2 separate regions of the Homo sapiens genome follow, and region 1 is linked to region 2. Evidence: read pairs that join two places in POLR2A ChIA-PET (ENCODE). Cell type or tissue: K562. All regions are shown on one strand. Each heading gives the region's core, and the rest is flanking DNA. Links, peaks and the distances in the headings are about the cores only.

Evidence for each region. Peaks named below come from ENCODE experiments on the same cell type or tissue, not always from the same donor. Only the 100,000 strongest peaks of a DNase experiment are listed, where the experiment ranks them.
Region 1: POLR2A ChIA-PET joins it to region 2 with 5 read pairs; 4 of 35 experiments call an interaction of 5 or more read pairs at or near these places.

What each region holds. Positions count from the first base shown.
Region 1 is chr2:69,598,316-69,603,704 of GRCh38, reverse strand. The region is part of intron 2 of AAK1 (AP2 associated kinase 1); the gene reads left to right. It also overlaps the pseudogene B3GALNT1P1. Among named protein-coding and RNA genes, the nearest start is that of AAK1, 43 kb to the left of the region's middle. In K562, for the core only: no CTCF peak of the experiment used is centred there; DNase peaks (open chromatin) are centred at 164 and 2,374.
Region 2 is chr2:69,705,962-69,711,350 of GRCh38, reverse strand. It overlaps a transcript of ANXA4 not described here. Among named protein-coding and RNA genes, the nearest start is that of ANXA4, 33 kb to the left of the region's middle. In K562, for the core only: no CTCF peak of the experiment used is centred there; no DNase peak of the experiment used is centred there.

The DNA of each region.
Region 1 (5,389 bases), core at 109-5,108, 110 kb after region 2:
TCCCCATCTTTTAAATTGTATACCTAAATGTTCTCTCTTAAAATTTTTTATTTTTTACCCTCTTATCTTTCTACACAGAGCCCTTCATAGCTGAGGATGGATAGTATCTGAGTGGTGAGAACCTACATGTGAGGAGAGCTGCTCTGAAGTGACTCACATGTGGATTTGCGACCTTCTGCAGTGATGGCTGGTTAGGCAGGAGGGGGAAGATCATGGAAAGGGAGGCGATAGTGTGACTCCATTTTATCAGTGGTATGCTTTGTGAGAGCCCACAAGCTAACAGAGGAATTGCCTTTTATTCTCAGAATAGGGTTCTCTCTCTCTCTCTCCTCTGTTTCTTGCGTGCTGGCTCGTGATCTACCTACTTGTAAAGATGCTTTCACAAGCTTGAAAGACTCCACAGTGTCATGGACTGTGAGGAAACTCTATTCTACCCACTTTTGCCTTACTTGGAAATTTTTACAATAATCATGATTACTTTTATAATCAGAAAAGTTATAAACAGTCCCACTGGAAAAATAAACATTTAAAAATCAGGAAAAGATGTTCAAATGTTGAAAATGCCTCTTTATTGAATTTCTAAGTCTTTATCTTTTTTGACTTCCATAACTGATAAATTATTTTAATGAATTTCTTGATATTTGTCCATCCCTCCATCCATTCATCCTTACTTTTTTGAACCAACTTGATTTTGCCATGGTGTCTTATTCTTTTAATGTACTGCCTGATTCAATTTACTAGTAATTTGTAAATGGGATAATACATAGTTTTCTTTTCACCTGTACTGAATGCCAGAGTTTTGGTATTAGGGCTGTACTTAACTTGCTCCATAAAATAAATGAGGAAGCGTTTCATATTTTTCTGTTGCTTTTTAAAAATTTGAAATAATAAATACCATCTTTTTTTAGTGAGCTTAGTTTATGTGAGGCACAATGATTGGAACCCAGATCTGCACAGCTCTGAAGTCTTTGCTCATCCTGTTTGTCACTGCAGTATCAAAGGAGGAAGGCCAGCCTTGGAACCCTGAGTCTCTGTGGTCAGGAGCGCCTCAGGGGGCTGGACTTTTCACTCATCTTGTCCTTTTCTTTTCTTAATTAAAAATTTCATTTTGAAATAATTTCAGTTACATAAACAGTAGAAAAATGATACACAAGATTCACATATACTCTTCACCCAGATTCACCGATGGTTAATATTTTGCTACATTTGTTTTATCATATTTTTCTGAGTTATTTGAAAGTCAGCCACATAATATATAATATCCCTTTATAATTATATACAGTATATAATATAAACATTTTAGTGTATATTTCCTTAAAAAAACAAACTAAACTAATAAAAAACAAAGTATAGATGTCACAATCAGGATATTAACTTTGATATAAACTGTTATCTAATCTGTTTATTCAGATTTTACTAATTGTCCCAGTCGTGCCCGTTGTAGCAAAAGAAAAACATTTTCCTTCGGTTCAGGATTTAATCTGGGATCAAACATTGTGTTTAGTTGTCATGTCTTTTAAATCTCTTTTAATCTGGAACAGCTCCTTAATCTTACATTGTCTTTCATGACCTTGACATTTTTAGTTTACAGGCCAGTTCTACTTTATAGGATGTTCCTTAATTTGAGTGATTTTGATGTTCCCTGTGCTTAGATTTAAGGTATGTGTTTTTGACTGGGATACTGCAATGGTGTGTCTTTCTAGGTGCATCATAACAAGAGGTCCTGATGCCTACTTGTCCCATCACTGATAACCAACCTAAATCATCTAGTTAACTGGTATCTGCCAGGCTTCTCCACTGTTAAGTTACTATTTTTCACTTTGTAATTAGTAAGTATTTTGTAGGGTGATACTTTGTATATAAATCCTCTTCCTTATCAAACTTTCATTTACTAATGCTAGTGTCCATCCTTCTGAAGCAACAAAGTGAGACATGCAAAGTGAATAGACTCTACCCCTTGGAGCTAAAATGAAGCCAAGAGAAAGTGAACCATTCAGTCCGTTTAGGCAGATAAGCCAATTTTTTTTTTTTTTAACTCACTACCTATGGTCTTTGGGTTTTGTCTTTGCAAAGGTTAATTGAAATCTAGTCATACTCTTGAGAATAGTGATTGGCTGTAGCTTGTAACCTTTGGGTTCCTATTTTGGTCACCCAGGGCTCAAGATGGGTCCACCCAGTTTATTCTGGTCATAAGTGCCCCTTGGGGCTTTGGCCGATGGCTCTGTTCTATCTTTGGCTCTTTGATCCTTTGTCTTTGCCTCTAAGATGCTGTCAATTGGAGTCCCAATAAACTGCCTCTGTGCTGAATCACCTATAAACAAGCATCGCTTCTGGCTACAGACTTATCTTATCAGACAACTCTCTACTGAGCCCAGTTACACAGCCTATGCTATCTATGCTAAGGCTGCAGTTGTATGAGTCACACAAGTAGTTTTTAGTATGTCAGAGAGTCCAGAACTGTGTGTCATATGAAGAAATATTAAAAACACCCAGTGGTATACTTGGGCACACTTTAGCTATTGCAGGTTCTGTTCCAGACCACTGCAATAAAGCAAATATCACAGTAAAGGGAGTCACACAACTTTTTTGGTTTCCCAGTGCATATAAAAGTTATGTTTACACTATACTATAGTCTACTAAGTGTTTTAAGCCTACTAAGTGTTAAGTCTAAAAAATGTACATACCTGAATTTAAACATATTTTATTGCTAAATAGGCTAACAATCATCTGAGCCTTCAGTGAGTCATAATCTTTTTGCTGGTGGAGGGTCTTGCCTTGATGTTGATAACTGCTGACTGACCAGGGGGGTGGTTGCTGAAAGTTGGGGTGACTGTGACAGTTTCTTAAAATAAGACAACAATGAAGTTTTCCACATCCATTAACTCTTCCTTTCATGAAGAAGAGGAAGAGTTGTCTGGAGTATTTGATCCTGTTTGATAGCATTTTACCCACAGTAGCTTCTTTAAAATTGGAGTCATCCCTCCCAAACTCTGCTGCTGCTTTATCAGCTAAGTTGATGTAATTCTAAATCCTTTGTTGTCATTTCAACAATGTTCACAGCATCTTCACCGGGAGGAGATTCATCTCAAGAAACCACTTTTTTTGCCCATCCGTAAGAAGCCACTTCCATCCGTTCAAGTTTGATCATGAGATTGCGACAATTCAGTCACATCTTCAGGCTCCACTTCTAATTCTAGTTGTCTTGCTATTTTCACCACATCTGTAGTTGTTGTTACTTTCTCTGCTGAAGGCTTGAATCCCCAAAGTCATCCATGAGAGTTGGAATCAGCTTCTTCCAAACTCCTATTAATGTTGGTATTTTGACTTCTTCTCATGAATCACGATTTTTTTTTCCTTTTTCCTTTTTTCCTCTTTATTCACAAACTGATTGTTAGTGCAAAAAAAAAAAAAAAACTGAGACAGATTAAGAATGCAACTTGGATCTTCAGTCTTCTCTTTTCAACTCAATCCTGGAATATTCATAATATTCTAGCCATCGGGTTCTCTCCTTTCTTTTTTGTCTTCAAAGTCCTTTCCAAAAGGAAACATACTGCTTGGCATTCTATATTATTCCTAATTTCCAGGTGGAAAAATGAGACAGTGACATCTAAAAACATTGGAGAGGCTGGACACAGTGGCTCATGCCTGTAATTCTAGCACTTTGGGAGGCCAAGGAAGGAGGATCCCTTGAGCCCAGGAGTTCAAGACCAGCCTGGACAACATAGTGAGACTCTGTCTCTACAAAAAAAAAAAAAAAAAATTAGCTGGATATGGTGGCATACACTTGTAGTTCCAACTATTCAGGAGGCTGAGGTGAGAGGACTGATTGCACCCGGGAGGTCAAGGCTGCAGTGAGCCGTGATCATACCACTGCACTCCAGCCTCAGTGACAGAGTGAGACCCCGTTTCAAAACAACAACAACAAACACACACACACATTGCAGACTGTATTTTTAAAAACAAGGCAATAATTCAGGCTTTTCTTGCTTTAATTCTCTCTATATTATCACAGTAAAATGTTTAACAAAGTCCAAGAGATTACTGATACACAATAACAACCTAAGACTTTACATTAATGGAGCTATCAATAATAACCTAATCAGTGAAATAACTAGAAAAGCATCAAATGTAAAGAGTGATTTGCTATTCTATTTATATAGTATTGAAACTGTCATAACATTTACAGACCCAGAAAGTCTGAGGTAATATCGAATAATACTTGATAACTGAAATACTGCAACATCGTGAAGGATCTTCTAAATGACCAAAAACAGTTGAAATTTTGTTTGGTATAATTTCAGTGAAGTTTTTTTTTTTTTTTTTTTACACAGAACTATATATATTTTTAAATTAGTAATCCACATAAGTTATACACAAAATTAAGTGACTAGATTGTTCAGTAAAACTCTACATTGCTTTCTTATTATGGACTAATGAGCTTATAATTCACTGTCACTTTTAAGAAATTCTAGTCTATAGACATGTTCGAATTGTTTGGTCTTATTAGTTTCAGTAGCAAAAACCACCACTTCTTTTATATTTAATTCTTTTGAATATCATCTTTAAAGAGCCTGACTTGAATTTTGTCAAAATAAATCACACCTTAACCCTCCAGTCTCTAGTCTGTGTGTTCTTCATGAGCTTCAGTTCAGTGTAAGCTAGCACACGGACCTCCCCATGAATTTTCTACAACTTTAACACTTTCCACAAAGTGTCATGTCCTTCTCTAGGCTTTTGGTAGAATGTGAAGTTAATAATGGCATGTGATGTTCCTTAGCATAATCTATCAAAAAGTAATGATCTCCTTGTAAAAAAAGCCATGGGCTGCAATCACACATCTGAGTTGACAGACATCCACATCAACTCTTCATAAAAAGAAAAGGGGTGGGACATTAGCGGCTCATACCTATAATCCCAGCACTTTGGGAGGCTGAGGCAAGTGGATCGCTTGAGCTCAGGAGTTTGAGACCAGCCTGGGCAACATAGCAGGACCCTGGTCTTTACAAAAAATAAAAAAATTATCTGGGTGTGGTGTTGTGCACCTGTAGTCCCAGCTGCTCAGGAGGCTGAGGTGGGAGGATCACTTGAACCCAGGAGGCAAACATTGCAGTGAGCTGAAATCACACCACTGCACTCCAGCCTGGGCACTAGAGTGAGAACCTGTCTTCAAAAAAAAGAAAAAAAAAAAGAAAAAGAAAACGTTTGTGTCTTCTGGAGTATAAATATCCACTTTTAAGAAATTCAAACAGATCCCAACATAAACGTCTTCAAACTTAATGGGTTTTACATGACTCATCATTTATAGATCCTTGGCACCAACCTCTGGACATTTTATAACCCAACACACTGCAGTATGGAGGGAACACCATGAAAGGATACTTCTGGTATA
Region 2 (5,389 bases), core at 292-5,291:
TTGCATTAAATAGACACATCACAATTGTTTGTTTATCCATTCATCAGTAGATGGACATTTGGGTTGTTTCTCGGCTCATTGCAACCTCTGCCTCCTGGGTTCAAGCGGTTCTCCCGCCTCAGCCTCCCAAGTAGCTGGAATTACAGGTGTGTGTCACTATGCCCAGCTCATTTTTGTATTTTTAATAGAGACAGAGTTTCACCATGTTGACCAGGCTTGTCTCAAACTCCTGATCTCAAGTGACCCACCCATCCCAGCCTCCCAAAGTGCTGGGATTACAGGTGTGAGCAACCACGCCTGGCCAGTTTGGGCTATTATTAATTAAGTGCTCTGAATATTCATATACAGGTTTTTGTGTGGATGTATTTTCACTTCTCTGAGGAGTAGAATTGTATTTTATTTCTAGGAGGAGAGTTGCCGGGTTGTATAGTAAGTGTAGTTTAACTTTACAAAACACTGGATAAACTGTTTTCCAAAGGGGCTGTATCATTTTCATTTCCACCAGCAATGTATGAGAATTCCAGTTGCTCCATATCATTGCTAACACTTTGTATTGCCAGTTAAAAAATGTTAGCCTGTAGTGTTTGTAGTATTACCTCATTGTCCTTTTACTTTGTATTTCTCAGGTGACTAATGTGGAGTATATTTTCATGGGGTTATTTGCCTTAAGTAGATCTTCTTTGGTAAATTATCTGTTCACTTTTTTTTACCCATTGAAAAATTGACTCATTTGTCTTTTTATAATTGATTTGTAAGAGTTATTTATATATTCTGGATGCAAGACCTGTATCAGATATATATTTTGCCTATGGAAATAATCTGAAATACAGACAGAGTCATGCATAAGGATTTCCATATCAATGTTACTTACAATTGTGATGAAATTGGAAACAAGTTACAATCTAATAAAAGGAAAACTTCATTTCTTTATGATTCAAGGTGATATTTTACAGCCATTTAATGATATAAAAAATTTACAGACATGGAAATCTACTTTTAATATAATTTTAAGCAGAAAGTAAAATTACATATAATATCAGCAATGCATTTAAAAAGCCTGGAAGTGGGCCGGGCATGGTGGCTCACACCTGTAATCCCAGTACTTTGGGAGGCCGAAGTGGGCAGATCACAAGGTCAGGAGTTCAAGACCAGCCTGGCCAATATGGTGAAACCCTGTCTCTACTAAAAATACAAAATTAGCCGGGCGTGGTGGCACATGCCTGTAATCCCAGCTACTCGGGAGGCTGAGGCAGGAGAATCGCTTGAACCTGGAAGGTGGAGGTTGCAGTGAGCTGAGTTCACGCCATTGCACTCCAGCCTGGGCAACAAGAGCAAAACTCTGTCTCAAAAAAAAAAAAAAAAAAAAAAAGCCTGGAAGTGCATGCTGCCATAATAAGTGATACCATCTATGTGGTAAGATTATGGCTGGTGTTTAAGTTACCTATTGTTTGTCAAAATTTATACAGCAAGCATGCTTTAGTTAAAAAGGGGGAAAGTGTCATAAATAATTAAATGGTTGAAGCAGTGCTTGGTGCTTCCCTTACAAGCACACCTGGCTTGCATAATGATTCGTGATACTATTAATAACAAAGTGAGTTGGTTAATTGCATAACAGACCACCCCAAAGCTTTGAACTATAATTCCAGCTCTGCCCTTGAACTCCAGGCAGTGTTTCTGAAATGGGTTTCAGAGTTAAGAGTTACCTAGCGAGGTTGCCATGTAGATTTCTGGGATGTGGCTTCCCGTGTATGTACTCTAAAATGTGCAAAAGTTCTTGATGTTACGTTCAGTGACTTGGGAAGATCATCTTGGGAAGTCAGGCATGCCTTGAATACTTAGAAGAGAGCGTGTCTGTGCTTCTGCTGATGGAAAACAATGACCAAAGAGAACACAGACTCAGAGGGCTGGAGGCAAAGCAATGCAGGCAGTTAATGAGAAAAGCCTTTGTTTGAGGAAAATATTGGCACTAAGAAGAAAGGTGGGAATGGAAAGAGGAAATGGAGGGAAGAATAGAGAGGCTAAGCAAACAGGTCAGACTTTGACGAAGTAAACTTTATAGATGTATTTTGCACATAAAGTCTTATCCTGTAAATAATTTGTATCCTTTACTCACTTTAATTTCTTAACTCTAAGTAATTTCTGTTGCCCTCTGAAGACTGTCAGGAGGGTACAATTACTACTGGGTTTATTGAGAGGAAAAAATTTAAGGAACTTAAGATGCTCCTATAGGGATTACTCTCATACAAAGGCAATTTCTTAAAGCAACATGTTTTGCGAGGGTCAGTGATTTGGTTCATATCAGAGGCATCTTTGAACCTGGTCAGTTACTTTACCTAAGGCAGACACACTATATATGTTTGCTGATGAGTGACCTAAGAGACAAAGAAATAATATTCAAATTATTATTCAGAAGATATAGTAGAGGTTTTTTTTTTTAAGTTTGGTAGCTGGGATTATAGGCACGTGTGACCCTTCTTGGCTGATTTTTGTATTTTTAGTAGAGACAGGGTTTCACCATGTTGACCAGGCTGGTTTCGAACTCCTGGCCTCAAATGATCTGCCTGCCTAGGTGGATGGGATGCAGATGCAGTCGAGGCAAAGAAGCTGACCTCGAGTACACAGGCACCCTCGATTGTTGGAGGACCATCTTCAGAGAGGAAAGGGGCAAAGCTTTCTTCAAGGGCATGTGGTCCTCAGAAACAGGGACCTGCTGGTCCTGCAGGATGAGCTGAAGAAAATCACCTAAATGCATCTGTCTCCCCGATAAAAAAAACCAAGAGACCCATGAAGAATACTTCTCTCTCTCTCTCTCTCTCTTTCTTTCTTCTCCCAGGCTCAAGTGATCCTCCCACCTCAGCCTCCCGAGTAGCCGGGATCACAGGCGGATGCCACCAGCCTGGCTAATTTTTGTATTTTTTGTAGAGACAGGGTTTCGCCATGGACAGCCTTAAAATACTTAACTGTTACGGACCACTGACCGAACAATTCTAATGGTCTTTATCCTGGCTAGTCGTGTCCGTAGAGAGTTGCGGAAGGCTCTAGAAAAGGAGCTCATTGCGATCACGTTTGACCATTGGCACTCGATGCCACGTATTGATCACTGAGAGGAAGGGGGGAATCATGATATCATTGTGGGCCCAAGTGGGACTCAGCTCCACTACTCAGACCTAGAGTCCAGATACTTGCAGGACCTGAGCTGTGTTTAAGTATTTATTTAAAGCAAAATAATCATGTCTCCCGTTTGTGCTTAAGCACTAGCACCTCTTTTCTGCAGTGGAATATTTGCGATTATGTTCTATGTTGGGCACTCTGCTGCAAAATACTGAAAACAGGAAATGGCAGGAGAAAACCATGTTGCTGAGTGGAACAAACCAGTCCATAAGAATAAATATTGTGTAACTTCGTTTACATAAAATTTAAATACAGTGATAGAGAGTAGGAGGATGGTTACCAGAGGCTGGGAAGGGTAGTGGAGGTGGCTGTGGGTAGTGGGGATGGTTAATGGGTACAAAAAAATAGAACGAATAAGACCTAGTATTTGATAGCATGACAGAGTGATTATAGTCAATAATAATTTAATTGTACATTTTAAAATAACTAAAAGAGTATAATTGGGTTGTTTGTAACACAAAGGATAAATGTTTGAGGGGATGGATACCCCATTTTATATGATGCGATTGTTATGCGTAGCATGCCTGTATCAAAACATCTCATGTACCCCATAAATAAATACACCTACTATGTACCTACAAAAACTAAAATTAAATTTTTTAAAATTTAAATACATGCGAAGAACAACTGTCGTGTTTGGGGTTCCACGGTTATGAGATAAAACTATAAAGAAAAGCAAGGAAATAATTATCATTGAAATTAAGGTAATAATTACTTTGGAAAGAAAATAAACAGTAATTGGGAGGAATCACCAGTGGGATTCCTGGAATATTGGCAATTTTGTATTTCTTGACCTGGGTGTTGTTTTGTGATATCTCATCAAGCTGTTTTGTACACATTACTGCTTGCACATTAGACTGACCCAGGAAGAAGTAGAAAGATTGGATAAACCAATAACTATAGAAGAAACTGAAATGCTAGCCGAGACCTACTTTCCAAAAGGGAACAGATCCTATGACTCTATGGCTAGGGTCTATCAGACATTTAAGGAAGAAATATTTCCTATCTTATACAAATATTACTGTGCTAGCATAACCCTATACCAGAGCTAAATGAGGAGAGCAAAAGAAATATAAAATATAGGCTAAGCTCACATATAGAAAGATACCAGTATTCTACATACAATACTAGCAAATCGAATCTAGCAATTTATTAAATGAATAATAATCACAACCAAGTCAAGTGTATTTCAGGAATGAAAGGGTTTTCCAACACCAGAATATCTACAATGTAATCCACTAGAGATGTGAAATAAAGGAGGAAGATGATACGAACATTAACTTGGTAGATGACATAAAAGCATTTCTATGTGGTCTATCCATACAATGAGAAATTATTCGGCCATAACAAGTAATGATTTACTGATACATGATATAGCATAGAGGAACCTTGAAAACACACTAAGTGAAAGAAGCTAGACACAAAAGGTCACGTATAGTATGATTCCATTTCTATGAAATGTCCAGAATAGGCAGATGTATGGAGACACAATTGTTCTATACCAGCAATAACAAAAAAACTCCTCAACCCAGTGAGGTTCCAGAAATGCAGGCATGGCCCATTATTAGGAATTGTACCGACTGGGCGCGGTGGCTCATGCCTGTAATCCCAGCACTTTGGGAGGCTGAGGCAGGTGGATCACCTGAAGTCAGGAGTTCGAGACCAGCCTGGCCAAACTGGCGAAACCCCCGTCTCTACTAAAAATACAAAAATTAGCCAGGCATGGTGGTGGGCACCTGTGATGCCAGCTACTCGGGAGGCTGAGGCAGGAGAATCGCTTGAACCCGGGAGGCAGAGGTTGCAGTGAGCTGAGATCGAACCACTGTACCCCAGCCTGGGTGACAGAGTGAGATTCCTCAAAAAAAAAAAAAAAAAAAAAAAAAAAAAGGAATTGTACCAATGTGCTACTATATTAACAGATCAAAGGAAAAAGTATAATCATCACACTAGATACTGAAATGCCATTTAGCAAAATTGAACATTCATTCCTGATTTAACAAACAAACCAAAATCAAAACAAAAACCAGAGTCTTAGTATCTTAGAAATAGCTAGATTATTTTTGCCATTATAAAAATTCAGCATCATACTTTAATTTCCATTAAAGAAAGAAGATATTATGCTTTTTCTTTTTTTGTTCTCACACTACACAGATATATATATTTTTTAATAAAAAATTTTAATTAAAAAAATTAACATGTACCTTAAAGCACTTTGAGG